2 separate regions of the Homo sapiens genome follow, and region 1 is linked to region 2. Evidence: chromatin loops called from intact Hi-C (ENCODE). Cell type or tissue: B cell. All regions are shown on one strand. Links, peaks and the distances in the headings refer to the core of each region. The heading gives the core; the rest is flanking DNA. Region 1 overlaps USP3 (ubiquitin specific peptidase 3). Region 2 holds the start of FBXL22 (F-box and leucine rich repeat protein 22).

Region 1 (12,524 bases), core at 2,089-10,088, 57 kb before region 2:
CTGCCTCCCGGGTTCAAGCAACTCTCCTGCCTCAGCCTCCCAAGTAGCTGGGATTACAAGCATGTGCCGCCATGCCCAGCTAATTTTGTATTTTTAGTAGAGACGGAGTTTCACCATGTTGGTCAGGTTGGTCTCGTACTCCTGACCTCAGGTGATTTGCCTGCCTCGGCCTCCTAAAGTGCTGGGATTAACAGGCATGAGCCACCGCTTCCAGTGCTATTTTTTTTTTTTTTAGTATCCTTTAAAAAGAGGTTGGCAACAGGTTCTGTTCCCTCTTTGTAATATAATATTCATGTCTATTTCATATAAATGACAAAGTAGGTATCTATTTTTGTGACTACTTAGAACTAGGTTATTTAGGTTGTGAGTGATGCTTAATGATCCATATCCATTTGGTTATGCTCAGAAAGTATATTCTGCAGTTTTAACTTTGGTGTGAAGCAAATTTCTTTCTGTGACTAGTAAATTATGATGAACAATTCTTGTTTTAATCAGCTTTCCCTTGATTCAGAAGGTTGTTGACATTAAAGGAGGGGATATAAGCCATTTAAAGGATCACTTTGGAGATATTTTTTATTGTCAGACAGCCCTTGAATGTTACATGAAGGCATTACTGGGTAGAGATGGGGATTTAGAGAAGTCCAGATAACAATTTTAATTTACTTTCTACTGAAATGGTGTGAGAATCCTTTCCACATTGTCCTTAGTCGATAATTGTATGATAGGAAGGTGCCCATCAAAAGGAAGAAGAAAGGGTCAGTGGTTTGCCAGGTCTTTTACTTTTTTTTTTTTTTTTTGAAACAGTCTTGCTCTGTCGCCCAGGCTGGAGTGCAGTGGCCGATCTCCGCTCACTGCAAGCTCTGCCTCCTGGGTTCAAGCCATTCTCCTGCCTCAGCCTCCTGAGTAGCTGGGACTATAGGCACCTGCCACCACTCCCGGCTAATTTTTTTGTATTTTTAGTAGAGACAGGGTTTCACCGTGTTAGCCAGGATGGTCTCAATCTCTTGACCTCATGACCCGCCTGCCTCGGCCTCCCAAAGGGTCTTTTACATTTTTACAGGTTCAACACCATTAAATTTTGGCTATTGAATAGACATCTTAAGGGTTATTCATTCAGATCACTACTGTTTTTAGTGATCCTTTGTGTGGAAGATGTCCAGACCTGGAGAGAGAGAAGCTAGAGGTAGGTGAAGATTTCAGTAGAAATGAAAATCTTCCCAAGATTTTTACACAAAGGTTAGTGCTCAGTTTATTGTTATTTGCTGTTGTGAAACACACCTACCAAAGTTAAGCATTAGCCAGGCAGTTAAAGCGTTTGCATTCCCCTTTCCCTCAGGTTTTCTTTTTTTTTTTCGCCCTTTCCCTCAGGAAACTTATATACTAGAGTGATGTGGCTACGTAATTTGCAGAACTGTGTGTTTCTGTGTGTTTGTATTTCTGCTTTAGACAACAGAAATTAATATAATTCTTGAAGTATCTGTCTCACATTGTCATGGGTCACATCATCCTATAGTACCAGATACTGAGAACATTGATTTTTGATTTTCAGTTAGCAATGTGAGTGAATTGCTTAATGGAGGACTTTGGAAATACAATTAAATCGCTGTGTGCTATAACAAGTTTGCCATTGTTTTCTTGCTGTTGGTAAGATTCTGAGGAAACTAACTGTTAAAGAAAATTTTAAGAATTATCTTAATGGAATGGAATTATATTCAAGGCCCTTTAAAAATGTAGATTATATATTTTAATATCTTTATACATTGTATTTTAGGGGCATATTTTATTAACTAGAAATGGGAATTGAATTGGTTTTATTTCGCTATGGTCTGCTAAAGTATATGTCGTTTCATGGTGGAATTGGAATTAAATGGAAAATCTTGAACCTTGGGGAGTATACACTATGATGGAGTCTTCTTGGCCGATTGCCAGGCTTTTGTGTGAAGTTGTACAGAGCTGCAAGTGTGTGGACACCCAGAGCTGCTGAATTCAGGAAGGGAGCTGCAGCTGGTCACATTGTCGGCTCACTTGTGGGTTTTAGAATAAAATGCTAGGGAATCACCCCGTAGCATTACACTGATGGCCTAAAAGAAATCTGTGATAGTTGTAAATTGACGAAGATGCAGTTTAAATTAACATTCCTCCCACACCTCACTGTGATGAAGAAACAGATTTCCTATTTCTGTGTGGAGTGTGTGCATGTGTTGTTTCCTCGTGCCCGTTAGTAATTTTACTTCAATTTATTAATTTTCCTTGTACACTAATTTCTTGTGGTTAGACTGAATGATTGATTTCAGAGGTAAAACATTGGTGCATTAGGTTTAACATGTTTGATTATAAATATCTTGACTAAAGTCAAAGCCTTTTTTGCAGTGTGCTCTGTGCCCTAGAGAAGTTATAACATACTCTGAGGCTTGCAGTTCTTCTTTCCCTGCTTTCCCCTTGCCAATAGTCCCTGCCCTGTCCTATGTTTGCAATCCTTTATGAAGTTATCACTGAACTCTTCTCTTTCCCCAGCTCCAGTTGTAGCTGAATGTAATCTTTCCTGAACTCACAGCTCTTGGAATACTTATAATTTCATGCTGCATGTTAGTTATTTGTAAATGTCCTTGGAGACTGCAGATACCATATCTCAGATCTTTGTATTTTTCCCTAGTATGCAGTGTCTGGTGCAGAGTAGGTGACATACGTTTGAAAGACTGAATTTTGTTAACTGTCTTTCAGAAATGGGGAAGGTTACATCAGATCTATAATACTGTGTCCCCTGATCATCTTGAAGGACTAAAGAGCCACGTAACATTTTTCCTGCAGACAACTTAAATCATGATATAGGTGAACTACTTCATTTCCCTCCCAAGATGGACACCCTTGTAGAGCAGTGCCCCTCCACCTTGATGTAAACAGGAGCCCAGAGAGGAAGCATGCATTAACCAGGCAGAACAATATAAATCAGGTTACTGTTCATTAAGAGAGAAAGCAGTGCGAAAAGGAATGATTCTGATTTGACACAAACCCACTTCTTAAGGAGATAAGCACATTAACTTGAAAATGAAAGGTAAATTAAGATTTCGATGAAAATAAAAATCTTCCCAAGATTTCACACAAGAGCTAGTGTTTAGTTTACTGTTTGTTAGGTAATATTTCATTTGCTCCCATCCCAATTTCCCTCCCTTAACCAATACAAATGGAATTGTATGTGGTGTACATTATTGTGATTGAGAAGAAACAAAGATTAAAATTAGGAACTTTGGTTTTTTTATGGAGGTAGACCTTTGTATTTAATAGATTTAAAATACTGAACCAATAATTTTTGACATCTGACATAGTCTTGTCAACTTCGATATCCTTATCAATAATAGCTGAATTTTTGAGAATGAAGAATTATGAAAGGAATATTAAAAGTATATTCCTTCAGGGCAGGTAATGTTTTAAAGCATCCTTTCAAATGAAGAAATATTGTGAAATATGAATCAGTTGTCTAGAAAAGAGGCTTGAATTTCAGATTTTAAACACTTGTAATAAATGGCAATTTTAATTAAAATGAACATAAAGCTTTATTTGTGAGTTTAAATAGATAATGAATCATTTCCTACAGCAGTTGTGATTAAAAATTTTAAAAAAGGAAAATATTTTGTTGATGTTCTTATAAACGATTTGGACGCAAATTTTCAATGTAAAAAATTAGACAACAGGGAGAGTTTTGTTTATTTAAAAACAATATTTTGAAGTTTAAGAAGAAACTTTCTAATAGAGATAATCTTAAAACATAAAAGGCTCTTCCTTAAGATAAGCTGGTACTTGTCTGCTTTTAACAAAGGATATGGGTTTGCTCTGCAGGTATTCTTCTAATTTTCCATAATTGGCTTATTTGATGGCAATACATCAGAGTTTAGTAAGAGAATTTAAAAATGCTCTTGCTTCCTAAGCAAATTCTTTTAGATTTTAACCTTTCTCAGTTTGAAATAGGTGAAGTCACTAGAATATCAGCTTGCTTTTTCTTTTCAGTATTACTGTCATTTATAATAAAACCAGATGTCAAATTTGCCCGTAAATATCAAAATGTCTTAGAAGTGAATGAAAAGGAGCTGGTGAAACTTAATGAAGGATCTGTCATGTGTCAGGGGTGTTTGTTGCATAAGAGGTTTTATTTATTTATTTATTTTTGGTATTAGTGTTATGCATGGCTTACTGTATAAAGATAGCTTTGTTGCCAGTAAATTAAAGGACTTGTTTCTTTACTGTTGCATAAAAAATGTTTTATTTGTATGATTATTCCTCCTTGTTTCAGATGAGTGAAGAATGGTTTGCTTTGGGAATATTTTCTTAGTTCTTCAAGGACATGATGTGGAAGTCATGACTTGAGTAACTTCAATAGCACTAACAACAGGAATTGAAAAAAACTTAGAATTTTAAAGCTGAGAAAGAGGTAGAGATTTTTCTCTGTCTTGGGTATGACATATATGTTATTCAGTATGGTAGCAATTGAGCAATTGAATGTGGCTAGTGTGAAGAATTAAGTGTTTTTTATTTTAATTAATATTTAAATAGCACCATGTGACTGCTAGCTACTATTGGACAGTGCAGCCTCAAACTATTAAAATTTAACATTAAGTATATTAATGTTATAAACTTTCAAAACCTTAAGATAGAAATCTAACAGAAACTCCAAAAACAAAATAAGCCAATTTTACTAAATAAAATACTGTAGTTGGAAATAACTATAACTTAAAGCAAATCTAACCCAGTAAGCTATCAAAAAGAAAAATTATATAATTACCAAGTAGAGTTAATTTCACCTGAGTTCTATGAACATATTCATTATTAAAGGAAACCTCAAATTATTGTCCCATTGGAAGCAAAATATACATTTATAAATAGCCATTTCTCGTTTTAAAAAACTAATAACATTGAAATAAACAGAAACTTAAGCTCTTCTAGTTTGCCAAAAACCAGAAAGCAAACATCATATACTAAATGATGAAATGCCAAAGCCATTTCCATTATATCAGAAACGAGACTAATACTTCCTGTCATCATTTACATGATTGTCACTATTATTAAGCATTGTTTTGGTAGTTCTAGCCATTGCAGTAAGACAGTAGACAGAAAGTCAAATAATTGGCATAAATATTGGAAACAAAAAATTATTTCTACTTTGAAATGATACAATAGAATAGCTGGAAAGCCCAGGGGGACTCTAGTAGAAAACAGCAATGAGGATTAAATGTAAGACACTTTGGAAAGCTGATGTGTGAGAAATGTACACAAACTAATAGCTTTCTCTTTATTAGTAGTCATCAGTTGAAAATGGAAATGACCAAGCAAAAATATTCAACAGAATGACAAAACTATTGGTTACACCTAGGAATAAATGTGTTAAAGAAAGGTACAGAGTGAAGGTAATGACCCTTATGAAGAAAACTTGATATTATAAAAAGTAGTCCTTTTCTCCCTCAGTTTTTGTCTTCAAAATGTTTACTTGGGACAGATCGTGGTTTACATGATGGTCCTCAAACATATTGTGAACAACATTAAAAAAAAAAGACACATTTTACTCAATAAGTAACATTTTTTGAGAAGCTACTATGTGCTAGGGACCTAGTTTTTAGTGCAGTGGTCTCCAAAATAATGTACTGGCAGTATGGGAAGAGCGTTTAGAACACTGTACCTTTTTATTTGGGAGGAGAAAAGAAACCTTTGTCAAATATTTAACACCTGCTGCCAGAGGTCTGTAGATTTGATGATTGTGTGCCATGAGTTACACACAGACTCCTAAATCAGTTTCACCTGTGGTGTCCTCATTCTGTTTACTTTGAGCATTTTGCATTCTATATCTGCTTAGTTATATGGATTTATTCGTCCCATATAATATGTGTAGCCACATGGACACATGTTCTAAAAGGTTTTAAATTCTGCAAGATAGTGACGATGATGTAAACACAAGAAAAGGGCAAATGGATACATTTTCCTACTCTGTGCTCATCAAACATATTACAGGATAAAATTATTGGCTATCTAATAAAAACACAGACTAATAAGACCTGATAAGTTGGACAAAATGTTTAAAAATTAACATGAAGATGATAGGAAGTATGAATCTATATTCACTGTCATTAATGTCAAACCTTTACCTTATGGTATATTGTACTTTGAGAAATTATGGCCAGGCATGGTGGCTCACACCTATAATCCTAGCACTTTGGGAGGCTGAGACAGGAGGATCTCTTGAGCCCAGGAGTTCGAGACCAGCCTGGGCAACACAGGGAGACACTGTCTTTAAAAAAAAAAAAAAAGGAAATTAGTTTAATAATAGTATGAAGATATTGTGAATAGCAAGACATTTAATATAGTTTATTTCATCTCTAGCTCATTCTTTAAAAATTATTCTTTTTTGTAATATATAATTTAGATTTAATTGTATATATAATTTATTAATACAAATATATACATATATATATAGAATATATATAGAGAGGGTAGTGGATACTCAGTTTTGTGGTTTATTTTTTAACTTGATTAGGAAGCTGATGAAAATAGCTTGAAGGCTTCTTTTGTAACCAAATGCAGGTCTGGATGCTCACTGCTTGTAGAGTCCAGTTAATATGAGTGAGGTCTGGTAGAAAGAAAGTAACTTTATTAACCAAAACTAGTGAAAGGGGAAGTAGCTGGATTTCAATCCAAAGTTATTGTTTTGACTTTAGTAGACTAGTGTTTTGTCTTTTAGAATTAGAGGGGGCAAGTAGTGCAGGGCAAAAACAGGAAGGAAACGAGTGTTTCTAAAGTTAGAATTTTTTAAAGGAAGTAAACCTACATTAAATTTTAGGACAAGAAAACGATTGAGCCATGCTGTGTGTTTTCATTTTTGGAGAATGGGGGAAGAATGTAAAGATGGAGATGACCGAATGAGGAATATTGTTTTGCCATTAAATAAGTGAATAGTGCGAAATGGAAAATACCGAGGGGTAAGAGAGTTCATGGTATATGGGATGAAAGCTTAACTCTAAAACTAGAGCAGGTAACACTGAAGTGAAAGGGAAGATTGGGAGGGAAGGGGTAGGAGATAAGAATATCTAAGCAAGGCTGACATTGTGGGGACCATCAAATACTATACTTAGTTCAGTTACAGATAGCTATGGAATTGAAAGTTTCTCAGGGAAAAGGGAAAAAGATGTACCAAAGGAAATAACCAAAGTATAGAAAAGAATGTTCTTTGAAATGAAGAGAAAAAAGATGAGTTTTTGAGAGTGTATAGAAAGAAAAGTAGCAAGGTTTTAGGCAAGGTTAAATACTAGAAGTTAGAAATAAATCAAAATCTAAAAAGGCATATATAAAGTATAAGTGTAATGAGAAAATTGAGCAGTTTCATTTTTGTTGTTTATTAGTGTCAACAGAATTTGAAATAATTTTCAAGCTGATTTTATTCATTGTTTACCTCCTTAATTATATAATAGAAATAAGTAGCTTGTGTTTCTTATGAAAATTTACCTGCTACTTGATGTATCTTTTTTCAGTGCACGGTAGTAAAATCAGTTGTATATATCCTGTCTAACATCAGTATGCATATTATACTATACTGTACATTTAATTAGGAGTTTATTAGCTGTTGGCTTAAATGAGTTTAAAACTACTTTATGATCACATTTGGCTCAATGAATTTGGATTTGAGACTAATCTTTACATACCCAAGATGATAATGTTACTTGTCTGTCTTAGAAGTAAAGACACCAATATTCTTCTTACCTTCCTTTTTTATATCCTATTTCCTTATCTAACATCTCTAATATGTACCCTAGTACAATTTTCAAGTATTTTGTTTTTTTTTAATGTTCAGTGTACTTACTTTTTCGTAAATACTGCTTTCTTTCTATTAAATATAGTCCTTATCTGACAAAAAGTCCGTCAGAAGTAGAGCTTATCTTTAGGCCAGGCACGGTAGCTCACAACTGTAATCCCAGCACATTGGGAGGCTAAGGCGGGCGGATGGCTTTGAGCCCAAGAGTTCGAGACTAGCCTGAGCAACATGGCGAAAACCCATCTCTACTAAAAATACAAAAACTAGCTGGGCATGGTGGCACGTGTCTGTAGTCTCAGCTACTCGGGAGGCTGAGGTAGGAGTATGGCTTGAGCCCAGGAGACGGAGGTTACAGTGAGTTGAGATCACGCCATTGCACTCCAGCCTGGGTGACAGAGCCAGACCTTGTCTCAAAAAAAAAAAAAAAAAAAAAAAAACAGTAGAGCTCATCTTTTCTTGAAGAGTCATTTAAAATCAGTAAGTAAAAACTTGCTTAGGTATAAATTTTATAGCCTAAAACTTGGTCATATAATGTAGGTAGTTCCTGACTTCTGTTTATTACATGAAGTCCTGTGTATATGAAGATGCTGAGCCTGGACCTCCTCTCCTAGAGGCCAGTCAGATTATCTGAATCCTGCCTAGGCCTCTCCTGTCAGTTTCTCAGTGCCAGTAGTATATAAATAAGAAAGGAGAAATCGAGCTTTTTCAAATACTATGGATTTCAGCTACATTTTGGGAAACATGTATTTCTACCTAGAACGTTTAACTGTGTTTTGTAACATTTATTTCAAAGCAGGATATGCATTCTAGGCTTCAGAGGACCAATCTACACGTTTTTGAAACACAACCTATGAGTTACGTACTTTTTTGTACCACTTATTCTGGCATAATCTTCTTGAAGGGAAAATTAAGAAGAGTGACTAAATTTTTTTCCCAGTGTCTGAGGTATGCATAATTCTGACCAAAAAGCTTCAATACAACTGTAGCGAATCAAGAAAAGATTTTTAGAACTTTTAAATCCATCTGTTTGCCTTTATTTTATTTTATTTTATTTTTTGTGAGATGGAGTCTTGCTCTGTCGCCCAGGCTGGAATGCAGTGGCCTGATCTCAGCTCACTGCAAGCTCCACCTCCCGGGTTCACGCCATTCTCCTGCCTCAGCCTCCCGAGTAGCTGGGACTACAGGTGCCCGCCACCATGCCCGGCTAATTTTTTGGGTGGGGGGTATTTTTAGTAGAGACGGGGTTTCACCATGTTAGCCAGGATGGTCTCAGTCTCCTGACCTCGTGATCTGCCCACCTTGGACTCCCAAAGTGATGGGATTACAGGCGTGAGCCACCGCGTCCAGCCAATCTGTTTGCCTTTTTAAACACCAATATTAGTGGGACAATTTCCAGTTTGAAAGCTGTGTCTCATCTGAAGACTAAAGCAACCCGGTAACATTTACATTTTCATTTATTTGCCACCTTTGCTACTTATTTTCTTTTGACCTCTGACCACAGAGGAAAAAGAAATCAAACCAGGGGAATCTAGGTAGCTAGAGAGGAATGTGCTGTGAGGCTAGTTACACAGAGGAAGGAAACTAACATTTACTAATCCTCTGCCACGTTGACAGGCACTCTCACCTTAGAAGTTTTGACCTGTGGAAGCAGCTGTTTTCCTTAAAGAATAGCGGTAACAACAATCATAGTAATATATACAACTTGTATAATATGAAATTCAAACAGTAGAAAAACGAAAGTTACATTCTTGAAATAAATGTCCCTCTTAGTGACTGACTATAGGAACACCTAGAATTGGCTCTTGAGAAATAGAGATAGTTGTAAAAACCTAAAAAAAAAATTTTTAAACCAGTGAAAAACAAATCCAGCCAAAATAAAATTGAGTTATGGCCGGGCATAGTGGCTCAGTCTTGTAATCCTAGCATTTTGGAAGGCTGAGGTGGGAGGATTGCTTGAGCTCAGGAATTTGAGACCAGCCAGGGCAACATAGTGAGACCCTGCCACTACAAAAGTAAAAAAAAATAGCCAGGCATGGTCGCTCATGCGTGTAGTCACAGCTACTTGGTAGGCTGAGGCAGGAGGATCGCTTGAGTCCAGGAGGTCAAGGCTGCAGTGAGCTGTGATCTGTGATAGCATTGCTGCAGAGCAAGACCCTGTCTCAATAGAGAGAGAGAGAGAGAGAGAGGGAGGGAGGGAGGGAGGGAGAGAGAGAGAGAGAGAGAGAGAGAGAGAGAGAGAGAGGCATAGAGAGAGGCATAGAGAGAGAGAGAGAGAGAGGGAGGGAGGGAGAGAGAGAGAGAGAGGCATAGAGAGAGAGAGAGAGAGAGAGAGAGAGAGGCATAGAGAGAGGCATATAGTGGCTCATGCCTGTAAGCCCAGCACTTTGGGAAGCAGAGTTAAACAATTAGCCAAGCATGGTAGCGTGCCTGCAGTCCCAACTACTTGGGAGGCTGAGGTGGGAGGATCACTTGAGCCAGGGAGACGGAGGTTGCAGTGAGCTGAGATGGGGCCACTGCAATCCAGCCTGGGTGACAGAATGAGACCCTGTCTCAAAAAAATAAATATAGTTACAAAAAACTAAAAAAAAATCTTAGAGACAGGGTCTCTGTCACCCAGCTGGAGTGTAGTGATGTGATCACAGCTCACTGCAGCCTCCAACTCCTGAGTTCAAGTGATCTTCCCACCTCAGCCTCCCAAGGAGCTGGGAGGCATTACAGGTGCACACCATCATGCTTGGCTATTTATTTATTTATTATTTTATTTTTGCTTTGTTTTTTTTGGGGGGGGACAGAGTCTCACTCTGTTGCCCAGGCTGGAGTGCAGTAGCACGATCTCAGCTTACTGCAGCCTCCGCCTCCTAGGTTCAAGCGATTCTCCTGCCTCAGCTTCCCGAGTAGCTGGGATTACAGGCACACGCTACAACTCCTGGCTAATTTTTGTATTTTTTTAGTAGAGACAGGGTTTCACCATGTTGGTCAGGCTGATCGCGAACTCCTGACCTCAGGTGATCCACCCACCTTGGCCTCCCAAAGTGCTGGGATTATAGGCGTGAGCCACCTTGCCCAGGGAATTTTTTATTTTTTAATTTTCATAAAGATGGAGTCTTGCTATGTTGCCCAGGCTGGCCTAAAATTGAGTTCTTTTTTCTTTCTTTTTTTGAGACAAGAGTCTGACTTTATTGCCTAGTGGAGTGGCATGATCTCTGCTCACTGCAACCTCTGTCTCCCGGGTTCAGGCAATTCTCATGCCTCAACCTCCTGAGTAGCTGGGATTACAGACACATGCCACCACGCCCGACTATAAAATTGAGTTCTTATAGTTCAATAAAGTTAATTTATTATCTCTTTATGCTAGTATTATAGAATTTTGGAGCAGGTAGTATCTTAGATTCCCTACATTAGCAGTGTTATATAAAAGAGAAATAATTCAAGTCACATATGTAATTTAAAATATTTTAGTAGCCATATTAAAAAAGCAAAAAGAAACAGGTGAAATTACTTTTGATTGTACATTTTTTTAACCCAGTATATCAGAAATACTGTGTCAACATGTAATCAATGTAAAATTATTAGAGATAGTTTGCACTTTTTTATATGAAATCCTTGAAATCCATTGTGTATTTTACAATTTTAAGTACATCTCAACTCGTGAAGTTTTGATAAAAAATATTTGATCTGTATTTAGATTCATAAAAATTGCAGTTAAAAAAGTAGATTCACACTGTTTTAAACATTGTTTTCCAATAAATGGAGTACCAAACAGTTTTTCTCCAGTATTTGTATCTGTATTGAGAAAAATTACTCTTTTAAGAATAATTGATTTGACTCAGAAGAAGTGCAGCACTGTCAAAATATCCATGCAGGTTAATAAGTCCACTAACACTTGTGAAAACTTCTTATTATCAACGTCAAATTCAGAGGGGCATCATATAAATCGAAAATCAACTCTAAGTTTATCCAAATCAACAAAGCGTTTGTTGTATTTTTTTTCATAGGTTTTGCAGCCACTTTACACAGTGCTGGGCTGCTGCATGTTAATTCATGTTGAAAAATGTGTACGATCATTGATTTGTATTATAAAAATCTTCAATTTTAACGTAAATTGTTATACCTGTCTAGCTAGGTCATGAATAAGCTTTTTCTCTCCTTGGATCTTCAAATCTAGCTAATTGATATGCATTGTGATATAGGGGTAACAATGTAAATCACACTGAGATTTCTAAAAATCTATTCCTGGTTTACTCTTTGATTGTCGAATATTGGCAAGCATTTCTTTTGTTTTGAGAAAATCTGAATTAGAGTTAACAGAATTGTAAATCTTTGCAAAACTCTTCCTTGACTCAAGCAACCAACATTAGCTAATAATGTGGTCATTAAATTCACTGTCTTCTATTTCTTTTAACAGTTCCATAAACTGGTGATGATTTAGAGCATTTGTGCATATGTACTGAACAATTTTTGGGTCTTTTTGAGACGTAGTCTAGCTCTTTTGCCAGGCTGGAGTGCACTGGAGTGCAGTGGCATGATCTCAGCTCACTGCAACCTCCGCCTCCTTGGTTCAAGCGATTCTCCTGCCTCAGCCTCCTGAGTAGCTGGAACTACAGGCGTGTGCCACCACGCCAAGCTAATTTTTGTATTTTTAGAAGAGAGAGGGTTTCACCATGTTGGCCAGAATGGTCTTGATCTCTTTACCTTGTGATCCACCCAGCTCGGCCTCCCAAAGTGCTGGGATTAC
Region 2 (12,524 bases), core at 417-8,416:
TCAGCATAGGCTGCTTCATTTGTGTCTATGGGAAAACACAAGGATTCCCATTCCCTCTTATTCCAAATGGGAGAACAAACAGAAGTAACCACTGAGGTGGTGGTCCCTGGGCTGGCAGAGGAAAAACCATTCTCTTCTCACTATTGCCTAGGCAGAACGTGGCCTATACAGCTGCACCATATCAGCATCCCCCAAGCAAACCAAAAAACAACGACTGGGATTCAAAGCAGGAGAGTTAAGGTTGGGTCCTGGGTTTGGGAGTGAAGCAGCATGAGGAAACGGGTCTGCCATATCGTGAAGCCTCGGGTACTCAGGAAGGGGGAGCTTCACGGATAGTACCTCCAGGCACCTTGCCTAGAGTTGAGTCAGAGAGGGCAGGGGTGGCCCACTGGCTTCTCCAAGAGGGAACGGAGGGCACTCATAGAATGGATGGTGTGTGGTCAACTTAAAGGCAAAGATGGACTAAAATACTGAACTTAAAATTGTTTCAAGCAGTTTCACATTAAGAGCTACCTCATCCATCCTGACATTTTGGGAAGTACAGGTTATACATAGTACAAGGCCTTATCAGTGAGAAAATGTAAAGCCAAGTAAATTTAAATTTAAAACACAGAAAGTACTGCTTGACCAAAACTACAAAAACAACAACAACAACAACAAAGCACCAATAAAACATAAAACACAGACACACAACTTTGGAAAGCAGCTACTTCAGTAAAATTCTTTTATGAAACAACTCAGGGTAAAAATCTAGCTGTTGGGGAGGCCCAGGAAAATCCCCCTGCCTAGTGGCAGGCAGCAGGGCTTGAAGGCCAACCAGCCTAGCCTGGAGACAATTACTCTATGGCACAAAAATAACAGGAATGAGGCAGCAGCCATGGACTCTGCTCACAACTCACAACCGTCACCCTTAGCTCTCCACACGCAACAGGTTTCTTCCTAGTAAGGGTGGAGCAAAAGATTCACACTGATGTACTAGAAAATCAAAACAGTTAACATTTACAATTACACTCCTTCCCCCTAAGTACAGACTGCAAAGCCAGACAGAGCTGGCCTGGCCGCCACCACTGCCAATGAAAACGCCTTGGGAAAAGCCAAAAGTGCTCACTGCTAAACACCATTGTCAGCTAAAGGGAAAAAAAAAATCCCTTTTAAGGAAAGTAACTTCAATAGGCTCCTTTTCTGCCAGGACCTCCAATCCCTCTGAACATAAGCCGAACCACAGACTGCCGCACATGTGTCTGGGTCCTGGCTTTTCTTCCCTCACCCCTCCGCAGAGCTTCAGCACCAGTTGTTAGCCAAAAATAAACACCATTCCTCAACCATATATGTCCACCGGCCCAGAGTCGGGGAGGAGGAGAGGAGGCAGGTCAGCCGTCCCCCGGCTGCAGCTGCACTCACATGTGGCCACTGCTCACCATGCACATAACCCAGCTCAACCGGGAGTGCCTGCTGCACCTCTTCTCCTTCCTAGACAAGGACAGCAGGAAGAGCCTTGCCAGGACCTGCTCCCAGCTCCACGACGTGTTTGAGGACCCCGCACTCTGGTCCCTGCTGCACTTCCGTTCCCTCACTGAACTCCAGAAGGACAACTTCCTCCTGGGCCCGGCACTCCGCAGCCTCTCCATCTGCTGGCACTCCAGCCGCGTGCAGGTGTGCAGCATTGAGGACTGGCTCAAGAGTGCCTTCCAGAGAAGCATCTGCAGCCGGCACGAGAGCCTGGTCAATGATTTCCTCCTCCGGGTGTGCGACAGGTAGGCCACCTTGCCTCCTGAGCAGTGCTGGCCCCGCTAGCTCTGGCTTCCCTCTTGGGGGGCAGGGAAGAGCAAATTACGAGACCAAGATGGCTCCACCTTCGGGGCGCCTCAAACTAGGCCCAAGGCAGACATCCAGACCGCCCAAAGCAGGGTCCCCAGGAGACAATAAAATCATGAGGGAAACAATTGCTAATCCTCCTCTTAGCCTCACAGGTCCTGGGCTGCTTCATGCAAACACCAAGAAGTGGGGCCTCCGTACTGGTAGTCATTAAGTGCTGGGTGGGTCCAGCTGGGCCTGGATTTTCAAGGTCAGGCTCTGGGAAAAGGCTTCCAGATGCAGCAATCAGCTCACCCCTCCATTAGGCCTAGCAAGCAGCCCTCAAGGCCTGGGAAACTACGGAGGAAAGAGAGGGTGGGGAGCCAGAGGTGGAGAAGCCAGGGTGCTCAGGTCAGCTGAGCCAAACCAGACTCCAGGAGTAGATGAATTACTGATTTACACAGTATTCCTAAGGAGGGTGGCTTAGCCTAATTTTTCAAATTAGCAAACTGATGCTCCACGAGGTGGTATGATTTGCCCAGTCTAGGGTTGCCAGATTTTAGCAAATATATAGGCTGCCCAGTTAAATATGAATTTCAGATAAACAGTGAATAATATTTTAGTGTAAGTATGTCCCAAATACATCTTGTGTTTATCTGCTAACCCCCACCCCAGACACAGACATAGACACTGAACCACCAGGCCAGGCTCCCTCCATGGTCCCAGCCTCATGGGCAGAGCGGCCCAGGCAAGAACACAGAGCTATTCAACCAGCCTCTCACTGAGCTTCTGCCAGTCCCGTGCTGCCTTTGAGGAAAAACACCCCCTTGATCATATAACAAACTGGCCCTGGCTGTTCATGGAAAACTAGACTCAGCCAGTTTACTGCCACCCAAGTTCATAGCTGCTATTTGCTGGCAGCACGACAGGAGTGGAAGGAAACAGCGTAGTGACCCCACCTTTCTTTTGAGCTGGTAGGAAGAAAACAGAAGATGGACTTGGGGTTGGGCCCCGACTGGACAAGGCTATTTTGATGGGCTTAACAAGGCCCAGGAATTAGACTAGAGTGACATGGGTGGGGGTTGGGGGGAGGCGAATGGCACAACATGTCCTGAAGTTGTTCCATTCTTACTGTAAGAGAACCGAGCTTAATGCCCCAAACCTGCAAGGTGTGAAGTGGACCTCCCAGGCCACTGTACTGATCAAGCAAGGGGCCCTGCTGTCACATAAAGAGCAAAGGGCTTTGCTGTCAGCACTCTGCTGAGCCGCTCAGCTCGTCCAACCATGTGACCCCAGCTCAAATACTTCAAACTCTTGCAACCTCATTTCTTCTTCTATAAAATGTGCTAAATTTTTCTTATCCAACAGGGTAAGAGGATTAAATGACACAGTGGCACCTGGCACATAGTAGGTACTGATGAACGTCTACTGAATCTGGTTCTTCTGGCACTCAGCTCAGGTCGGGAGGAATGGCTGAGGATGGCTGGGCAGGGGGACAGTCCGCTCTTTGTTTTTTCCCTGTATCAGAATTATTCCAAAGATTCTTAGAAGAAAAGATCACCCAACACCTTTGAGGCTTAAACACCTAATCCTTATAACCACCTTGAAGGTAACAATTCCTCCCACTTGACAAATGAGGAAGTGACGCCCAGCAAGGTTCAGACATCTGTCCTGGGTCTGACAGCAAATAAGTCACCAGCCAGTCACCTGAGCTGCCGGAGCCAGTTTCTTCATGTACAAAACTGGGGGTGCAGAGGTTGACGGGGTGACTAATGAGGGCACACAAACCTGAAGGAGGCCCGGGCTCGGTGTGACACCTGGCTGCACCCAACATATTTAAGTTCCTTACTTCCCTCCCCTGGCACAAAGGAGCCGAGCTGGCACAGCCAGGGGCAGTCACGGAGCTGCGGGGGAGGCTGGCAGGGAAAGGGAAACGCTTCCCCAGCCCAGACTCTAGCTCCCTCTGGCTGCGGGGAGCCAAGGCCCCGGCCCATTAGTCGGTCCTTCTGGACTGGAAGCAGGCTGGTCCCGTTTGTTTCCAGGGAAAGCGGGTTAGGACTGCCTGTGGAAGGCCCCGTTGCAGGCTCCTCACAACCCCAGTGGTAGACATTATTCCCCCCACGCAGAGGAAATGAAGGCTCCGTGAGTGACTGACACGGCGATAAACCAAGTCTAACTTGGCTCAAGATCTTTTCTTTGCTGGGAGGGGCTGGTGAGGCTGCAGCAGAGGGTCCCCCAAGCTTTCTGGCCAAGCGACCTGGGTGGGTGTCCGTGACTGTACCTGCTCAGGGCTTGCCTCTAGCTGCCTCCGAACCCTACCCTTTTCCAGGCTGGTGGCCCAGGGGATGCAGGAACAGCTCTAGTCTACTAAGCTGAACCCGGACTCAATGCTAACGCGTGCCCCCACCGCCTTGAGGGTTGGGATGGGCCTGTCACTAGGCCACCTCCAAGGAAACAAATCCCTCTTCCCACTCACGTCCCGCCGGGACATTCAGGGGCCTCAGCTTGAAGCTAGACTGGAGCAATCGCCAAGCACCGCTCCCCTGCAAGGCAGCACATCCAGAGCGAAACAAAGAGTCAAGGGTTGTGGCTCCTGGAACCGGCATTCCCTCTGTCCACAGCCGCCCCAGGACTCTGCTGGGCCGGGGTCGGGGCTTCCCACTAGGGGCTCCCAAGGCTACGAGCCAAGAACCCACGCAGATGAAGGTACGGTGGGGTGCAGGGGCAGAAAGAGGAGGGAAAATGGGCCGGCCAGAAAGCCGACTTGGAACCCTGCAGTGTCATCGCAGCCAAGTGTCTTCACCTCGCAGGGCCCGAGTCCTCCTCGGTAAATGAGTCCACTCGGTCCCATGGGGCGGTTGGGTAGCTTTAACAAGCCAGTGAGCCCCGGGTCACCGCACTCTCCTCACAGGTGCCCCAACCTGGCGTCCGTCACGCTCTCGGGCTGCGGCCACGTTACCGACGACTGCCTGGCGCGCCTGCTGCGCTGCTGCCCACGCCTGCGCGCACTGCGCCTGGAGAACTGCGCGCGCGTCACCAACCGCACGTTGGCTGCCGTGGCGGCGGACGGGCGCGCGCTGCAGACATTGCACGTGGACTTCTGCCGCAACGTGAGCGCGGCCGGCCTGCGCCGCCTGCGCGCCGCGTGCCCGCGCCTGGCCCTGCGGGCAGAGCACAGCGCCGCCATGCTGCCCGACCAGCCCCCGCGCCCGCGCGCGCCCGCCGCGGCCCTCGGCAAGCTGCTGCAGCGCTAGACGCCGCCCCGCCGCTGCCCCCGGGGAAGGAGCGCAGCCCCAGACCGTCCTGGCTTCGAACCCAGCTCTTCCACCTTCAGACCACCACCGCATATTCTGAGCCTCATTTTCCCCGTCTGCACAGTGGGGATAAGAAAGCCTACCTCACGTTACGATTTTATACATAGGATAAACGCAAGATTAAATGGATATTTGGAAAACACTCGGCTGGTTCTCACTCAACACCACCGCCTTTCCCCTCTTGCTTCCGCCCCAGGCTTTCTGCTGTGCGCTCCCCACGGAGGCGGGAGGCGCCTGCACCGTCCTCGGGGACTCCGATCGCCGTTGGACCGAAATCACCTCGGTGGGGAGGACCTGACCACTCGGAGTTCGCCGACTTGCGCTCGGGGGTGACGGGGGCCAGGGCTGCCGCGCGCAGGGGTCTGGGGAGCCTCCGGGCGGAGCGACCCAGCGAGACCCCGCCGGCTCCCGGAGTGTCCTGGGGACCGCCACCTCCAGGAGCCCCGGTGGTGATCTCGGTGAAGCAGGAGGAGGGGAAGCAGGGGCGCACGGGCAGAAGGAGCCACCGAGCCGCTCCTCCTTGCGGTTTTGCCCGCACGCGCGTCTGCCCGCCCACCTTTCCTGGGGCGGATGCGTTCCCGCAGTGACCGCACTCGCGATTGTAGAAAATTCGCTCCCAATTGTTGAATGCTTACATAAACTGCATAGTTACCCATATTTTCTACTGTTCTCATAAGGGAAAAAGAAATGATTTGGAAGAAAAAAAAAGCCTCAAACTAAACAAAAACAAAACCAGCAGCCCTGGCTAAGCTTTTGATAATGGAACCATTATAAGCTGACAAGCTAGATTTTTCACCTGTTGGATTTGCTGGACATGAGCACAAGCCTAGGCTTCCAATTTGAATTTCAGGGCTGTAGTCACTGATGTGTCACATTTAGTGAAGGCTCTCGGCCCCCCGGCAGCCGCCTGGTCCTGGGTCACTGGGGAGAATTCTGGGTGGGTGGAAGAGGCGAGGAGCACTGTGATGGGCGCTGTTCACACTCCGGCTCCACCCAGCGCCAGCTGCGACAAAGCCCTTTACCCCTCCCAGGCCAGGTGTTTCTTCTGTGTGAAAGAGGAGCTTGATCCCTACTCACAGGTTCCTTAATTCATTGCTCAAATAGGGAAACGGCAAGGAAAAAGACAAATTCTGTTCTCATGAAGCTTACCTTCTAGTGGGGGAAGAGACAACAGGTAACTGGTATATAAGAGGGTAGAAGGGCCAGGTGCGGTGGCTCAATGCCTGTAATCCCAGCACTTTAGGAGGCCAAGATGGGCGATTCACGAGGTCAGGAGATCGAGACCATCCTGGCTAACAAGGTGAAACCCCCGTCTGTACTAAAAAAAAATACAAAAAATTAGCCGGGCGTGGTGGCGGGCACCTGTAGTCCCAGCTACTCAGGAGGCTGAGGCAGGAGAATGGCGTGAACCCGGGAGGCGGAGCTTGCAGTGAGCCAAGATCGTGCCACTGCACTCCAGCCTGGGCGACAGAGAGACTCTTGTCTCAAAAAAAAAAAAAAAAAAAAAAAAATGGTAGAAAGTATTTGGAAAAAAGTGCAGGCTGTAACAAGGGCTATTAGGGATTGCTGGCAAGAGATTGGGGGGTGAAGCCTCTGAGAAAGGGTTGACCAATGTAAGCCTCACTGAGAAGATGACATCTGAGGCATGAAGTGAGGCAGGGGGCATAGATACTCCTGGCAGAGGAACAGTCAGTGCAGAGGCCGCGGACTACAGGCATGGCTCATGTGCAAGGAGATCAGAGTGGCTGGAGCAGAGTGAATGAGGAGGGAAGCTGAGTAGCAGGTATCTGAGAAGCAATGCAGCCCGCAGCTTAACTTCAACATGCTTTTAAACTTTTTTCCCATTCTCTTGAGTTTCAAGATATAACCTTGAGGAAACTCAAAATCCTTTCTCCTTAGCCTTAAAATAGACTCCACGTCCCTCCCCTTTCTCACCAGATATGCTCCCTTTTCATTTATCTAACTGTATGCTACTATTTAATTGTGTGATGTCTTAGAAGTTTCAGTGGCTAATCTTGAGACAGACCAAGCCTGGAGACCCAGCTGCAAACCTCCAAAAATTACTTCAAAATGGCTAATTAACAACCTGACCATTGTTAAAATAATGTCAATCCGAGGTCCAGGTGGACTGAAGCCCAAGATAGCCACCAGAACAAAACACACAGACATCATACTCAGCCCATTTCTTGCATGCCTTCCTTATCAAGTCTTCCCTTTTAAAAACCCTAAAAATTGCTTTCCCCTCTAAAAATTGAAGCAGTTACTTTAAATAGCAATCTGGCTACTTCCCCCTTTACTAGTTTTGGGTAATAAATTTGCTTTTTATTACTAGACTTCGTTCTTGTTAATTCAAGCATCTGCACCTGCTTTGTTTGGTTATGGTAAGGGATGGGGGTAGCAGTGGATGGACAGATTAATGTGAGGAAGAAATGAGAGATGAAGGTTCCCCCTCAGCCCAACCTACCCCCAGAAGGAACCAGGGCGCCATGCACAGATGATAGGTGAAGTCCCAGCGGCCCTGGATTTTGTTCCAGGCAGAACATGTGGACAGGCAAGCAGCACCCTGTCCCACACCAGCCCTTCTGGGGACTGCCAAAGGGCTCCGGGCTGGGGCAGTGCTTACTCCAGAAACAGGGTAGCCACAGTAAGCCCTGGCCCAGCATAATCCCTTTGTCAGGAGAGCCAGCTCTGTCACACCACCAGCTGCAGTGGAGTGGCAGGACTCTGCTACTAGCCTGTGAGACACAGGCTGCTTTTTGGTGATTTCTCAGTTTGCCCACCATTGCTTTGCACTCTGGAGAGGCGTTGTTGGGAACGAATTTTTCTCCCATTACTCTGAACACTGTTGAAAGCAAGCTCAGGCTTCCAGGGGGTTGAATGTTTGTCTACAACAGAGCCACTTAAACCCCAGGCCTTTGTTTTCATCTTCTCCAAAAAGCCCCAATTTCTAGTATGTTCTATTTGTCCTAAATTGGTGGCTTAGCCTGGACAACAACAGGATCCTGGCTTCAGGATCTAATGGATCTGGGTTTCCATCCCATTTCCCTCACTTTCTAGCTCTGTGACCAAGGACAGATTGGCCCTCTCCAAACCTGTTTTCTTATCTGAGTACTAAGGATAACAAGGGAACCTTGCTTTTGGGGTTCTTTTAAGGACTGTGATTATGTAAAGCAGGGGTCACTATAGGTTGAGCTAGAATGGGGTAACCTGCATTCCCCGACAACCCCCCTTTCCCATGGAAGCTCTTTTGTAGTAAGGGTTAAGTTCCCAGTTAACCCTCCAATGCCAACTAACTCCCCTGCATCCCAAGACATAGTGATCACAGAACTCAAGCAGTGCTGGCAGCTGTGTCCAGTGCTGTTTCTAGGGACCCAAATTGGCCCCCACCTTAGCCAGAGGAGCTTTGGGTTCTGAAGTGAAGGGTCATTTTAGGTGCCCCCAGAAGGTGGGCACTGATGGAGACACATGGCTCTCCACTCTGCCTTCTAACAGACACTGTTCACCACCAGGCATGAGCAAAACACTTAACAGAGCGCAATACCTCACTTAATCTACAAAACCACTTTTGGAGCTTCCAGATAGCTACATGCATGGAGGTTCCTGGAGGGTGGTGTGTCCAGGGAGGGCATGGAATCTCCGTGCCCCTTCCCCACTAAATTAAAAGGTAAAAAACAGCCAGGTGCAGTGGCTCACGCCTGTAATCCTAGCACTTTGGGAGGCCAAGGCGGGCGGATCACCTGAGGTCAGGAGTTCAAGACCGGCCTGATCAACATGGTGAAAAACTCTCTTCTAAAATACAAAAATTAGCTAGGCATGATGGCGGGTGCCTGTAATCCCAGCTACTTGGGAGGCTGAGATGGGAGAATCGCTTGAACCCGGGAGACAGTGGTTGCAGTGAGCCGAGATCGGGCCACTGCACTCACTGCACAGCCTGCGCAGCTGAGCAAGACTCCGTCTCAAAAACAAAAAAAAAAGTAAAAAACAAAAGAAAAATCCTTTCAAACTTAGGTTAGCATATAACAAAGAGCCCTGCAGACTTAATTAATCCACCAACTAATTCATCTCACAAGCATTTACTGGGTATTGGCCATGGGCTGGGCCAGGCCCTACCTGGAGTGACTCAGCCCTAGTTAGAAGACATGCAGCTGAGGTTGAGGGGGTGTTCTTGAGTGATCTCCAAGCTTTGCCATTCATAGCTTTTGACGAGATATGACCTCTCTGAGCCTCCGTTTCTTTATTTGTAAAATGGGACCAATACCCTCTTGGGACTGGGGGATAGGGGGAGGTATCCTCATATCCTTGGGGGGCTAGAAAAGCTGAGTGCCTGGCACAACACACAAATCCCAGGCACTGGGAAGAAGCAAGCCAGGTCTATCTGTGGGTAAGCCAGGCACCCTTTGTGGCAGACAGAGCTTTTGAGCTGGGCCACAGGTTCCAACCGTTAAGGAGAATATTTCCATTGGCAGGCATGGCACAGCAAAGGCAAAGGTCAAGAAGCCCAAGGCATATCCAGGGAAGGGGTGAGCCAGGGCTGATGGAAGCCTGATTGTATTCCCGAGCCACCCAGAAATGGTTTGGGATTATCTATGCCCTCACAGCCTCTATTAGATCATAGACATCCCTCAACTCCTGCAATGCTAACTCTTTCTAAGGTTTGGCCAAGGCAGCGAATGGTCACTTGCAGGTGAAGGTGGTGGGAGAGAACAGAACCTCACCACTGGGGCAGGACACTGCTCCCTGGCTGAAGGCTGACCTGTCACCACGTTGCACTGGTCTGCATAGGAGCCCCAGTGCCGGCAGAGAGACCAGGGCCACAGGCTCTTAGGTCAGGGTTCCAGATCTCCCCCAGGAGGCAGCAGGCTGCTAGCAGGAGGTGGTGCTCTGAGGCTTGTCTTACAGAGACACACTGGCCTGTTTCTGCACAGGATGAGTGTTCGGAGGGGAAGTGACTGAGCCACCCCGGCTCTACCACGGCACGCTGACAGGAAGCAGAGGCTCCCAGTTCTAGTCGGGGCACACCTATGATCCAACTTTCCCTCTCCTGACCTTGGATTCTTGGTTTATAAAGGCAGAGATCATCTGACCCCTTAGAGACTTTCCCTCCAGCTCTAGGATTCAATGCCCAAGATCTGCTTTTGGCTAAAAACCAAGCTCACAAGATGTGGGCTTCATCCGGCCAGAAGTCCTGGGCAAAGGCCACAAAGCTAGGAGGCCCAGAACAAAGCCATACTTTGAAGGATGTCTGGAGAAATCTTAAATTTTAAAAACTGATGGTCAACGTTTGCTTGAGGCTGCTTAAGGGTCATAAAAACTGCAAGTATCTGTTAAGTGAATGAGGCCAGCAAACAACTGCCTAAGCCTCTCTAAGAGCTGAAAGTAAACCAAGGGAAGCACCTGCACCAGGCCCACTTCAGCTCCTCAGATCAGGGACTTGTGCTTCCCCCTTTCCAGAGTTTTCAAAAAGTCAAGAGAGGCCGGGCACAGTGGCTCATGTGTGTAATCCCAGCACTTTGGGAGATCAAGGTGGAAGGACTGCTTGAGGCCAGGAGTTCCAGACTAGCCTGGGCAACATAGTGAGACCCTGTCTCTGCAAAAATGAAAACATAGTCAAGACAATGAGGAAATAACAGTTTCTGGCAACGAAACAGTGTGTGTTATAAAATCATGGCACTGTGCAGATTCCCCTCACAGGGTCAAACCTGAGCTGCTGTCTGTTAGCCCTGAGCCCAGGACCTGCAACCATGAGTGCCAGCCTTCTGGGGGTCCTCCTGCCCCCGAGTCCAGAGCAAACTGTGGCAGCAGCACAGGGTGAGGCATTATTTTGAATTTAGAGACTGCAGAGGTATCCTTTGCTCTGCATGTCCTCAGCCCAGCTCAGCAAGAGGGACGCAGGAAGCGGCTCAGAAGACCCTAAGAGGCCTCTCCTGGATTCGTCCAGGATCTTGGCAGCACAGATGCTTTTTTTTTTTTTTTTCTCACTCTGTCGCCCAGGCTAGAGTGCAGTGGCGCGATCTTGGCTCACTGCAAGCTCTGCCTCTCGGGTTCATGCCATTCTCCTGCCTCAGCCTCCTGAGTAGCTGGGACTACAGGTGCCCACCACCATGCCCAGCTAATTTTTTTTATTTTTAGTAGAGACGGGGTTTCACCATGTTAGCTAGGATGGTCTCGATCTCCTGACCTTGTGATCCACCCGCCTCGGCCTCCCAAAGTGCTGGGATTACAGGCGTGAGCCTTTCTTTTCTTAAATTCTCTCCTGGTCCAGAGGCCCAGGCAGGGCCTTCCCACCCCGAGCAGGAGGGCTTCAAGCCCAAAGCCCTTCAACGATGCTACTGACTGCGCTCTTAGATCGGTATTAAAGCCTCATCTTTACCCAGAACTCCTGGGGTTCCCCCCAAAGCTGGAGTCTCTCCCTGAGACCCAATTCTAGTTGAAGCCTTTTTTCAATAAAACGAAGATGTCATCATTCTAAATATTATTAGGTATTCTCACTAAGAAAGATCCATTTACCACATTATCTTAGCTGGCAAAACCTTATTTTTCTTTTAATTTCTCTTTGAAGACATACACCTATCTTCCTTGTGGAAAATAACTGCCTGCAGAGGGCTGTCTGTCTGGCACCTCATTTGAGCAGGCTGTCGGCAAAGACCCTGTCCGCGAAGTACAGTGGAAGTAGCCTGTGGCATGAACTTGCTGTAGGTGAGGGAGACAAGCTGTCCACAGGCCTTCCCCTCTTCCTGCACACACTCCAAGAGGCCAAAGCCCTCCCAGCTGCTCTCAAGATGGCCCTTTCCCCCAGAAACACAGGCTCACCCTGATGCTGCTGAACACACACACAGCACTCAGGGCCCGCAGGGGCTAGCTGAGTTTGAGCACCAAGAATGTAACCCCTTCCCCAGACCTCTGCACAATTCTATCATTCAAGGATATGAAAGCCACTCATCAGTTCTCATGCTAATTCACACATTCACTCACTCATTCACTCATTGATACATGCTAAGTGCCTGCTAGCAGTTGCTGGCCTTTCTGTAACACCTTCCACTTGGCTGCCCTCCCCACTGAGACATGTTGTAAACTACCCTGTTCTTTAATTCCATCACGTGCTCATTTTGTCTTTGTAGGTTCTTCATAGGAAGGGCCAGATGGCATTACTGTGGTCCTCTTCCTCCTTGTCTGGTAGAGTCGCCCTCCACATGAGGTAGCTGGGGCTGTCCAGAGAAGGATGCGTGGTACTGAGAGGGGCGGAGCAGCTGAGGGAACAAAGTCAGAGAGACCCAGGATGACAGAAGAACAATGGAAAATAGGGGCTTCCAACCCAGAGGGATCTCCTAGAACCACACGGTTCTCTGATACGTTATTTCCAAGTGAAGCCCACCCTCAATGTAAAGAAATGTTTCTGAATGGGTCAAAAAGCCATCA

The links. Hi-C counts contacts between places; a loop is a spot of excess contacts. Peaks named below come from ENCODE experiments on the same cell type or tissue, not always from the same donor. Only the 100,000 strongest peaks of a DNase experiment are listed, where the experiment ranks them.
Region 1: a loop joins it to region 2, with 1.8 times the contacts of the local background. A loop is called at or near these places in 10 of 110 quality-filtered maps.

What each region holds. Positions count from the first base shown.
Region 1 is chr15:63,537,770-63,550,293 of GRCh38, forward strand. The region is part of intron 3 of USP3 (ubiquitin specific peptidase 3); the gene reads left to right. Among named protein-coding and RNA genes, the nearest start is that of USP3, 39 kb to the left of the region's middle. RefSeq lists a silencer at 1,781-2,075. In B cell, for the core only: no CTCF peak of the experiment used is centred there; a DNase peak (open chromatin) is centred at 6,712; H3K4me3 peaks cover 1,363 bases; H3K27ac peaks cover 7,313 bases.
Region 2 is chr15:63,595,992-63,608,515 of GRCh38, forward strand. It overlaps FBXL22 (F-box and leucine rich repeat protein 22), which reads left to right and starts at 1,396. Exons shown (of 2, transcript NM_001367807.1): 1 at 1,396-1,754; 2 at 4,706-5,250. The coding sequence starts at 1,402. The coding sequence ends at 5,048. It overlaps USP3-AS1 (USP3 antisense RNA 1), which reads right to left and starts at 4,836. Exons shown (of 3, transcript NR_034080.1): 1 at 4,598-4,836. RefSeq lists enhancers at 3,953-4,670, 4,933-5,750 and silencers at 4,738-5,027, 5,448-5,577. In B cell, for the core only: CTCF peaks have their summits at 3,727 and 3,935; DNase peaks (open chromatin) are centred at 3,520, 4,860, 5,630, 6,070 and 3 weaker places; H3K4me3 peaks cover 2,880 bases; H3K27ac peaks cover 5,524 bases.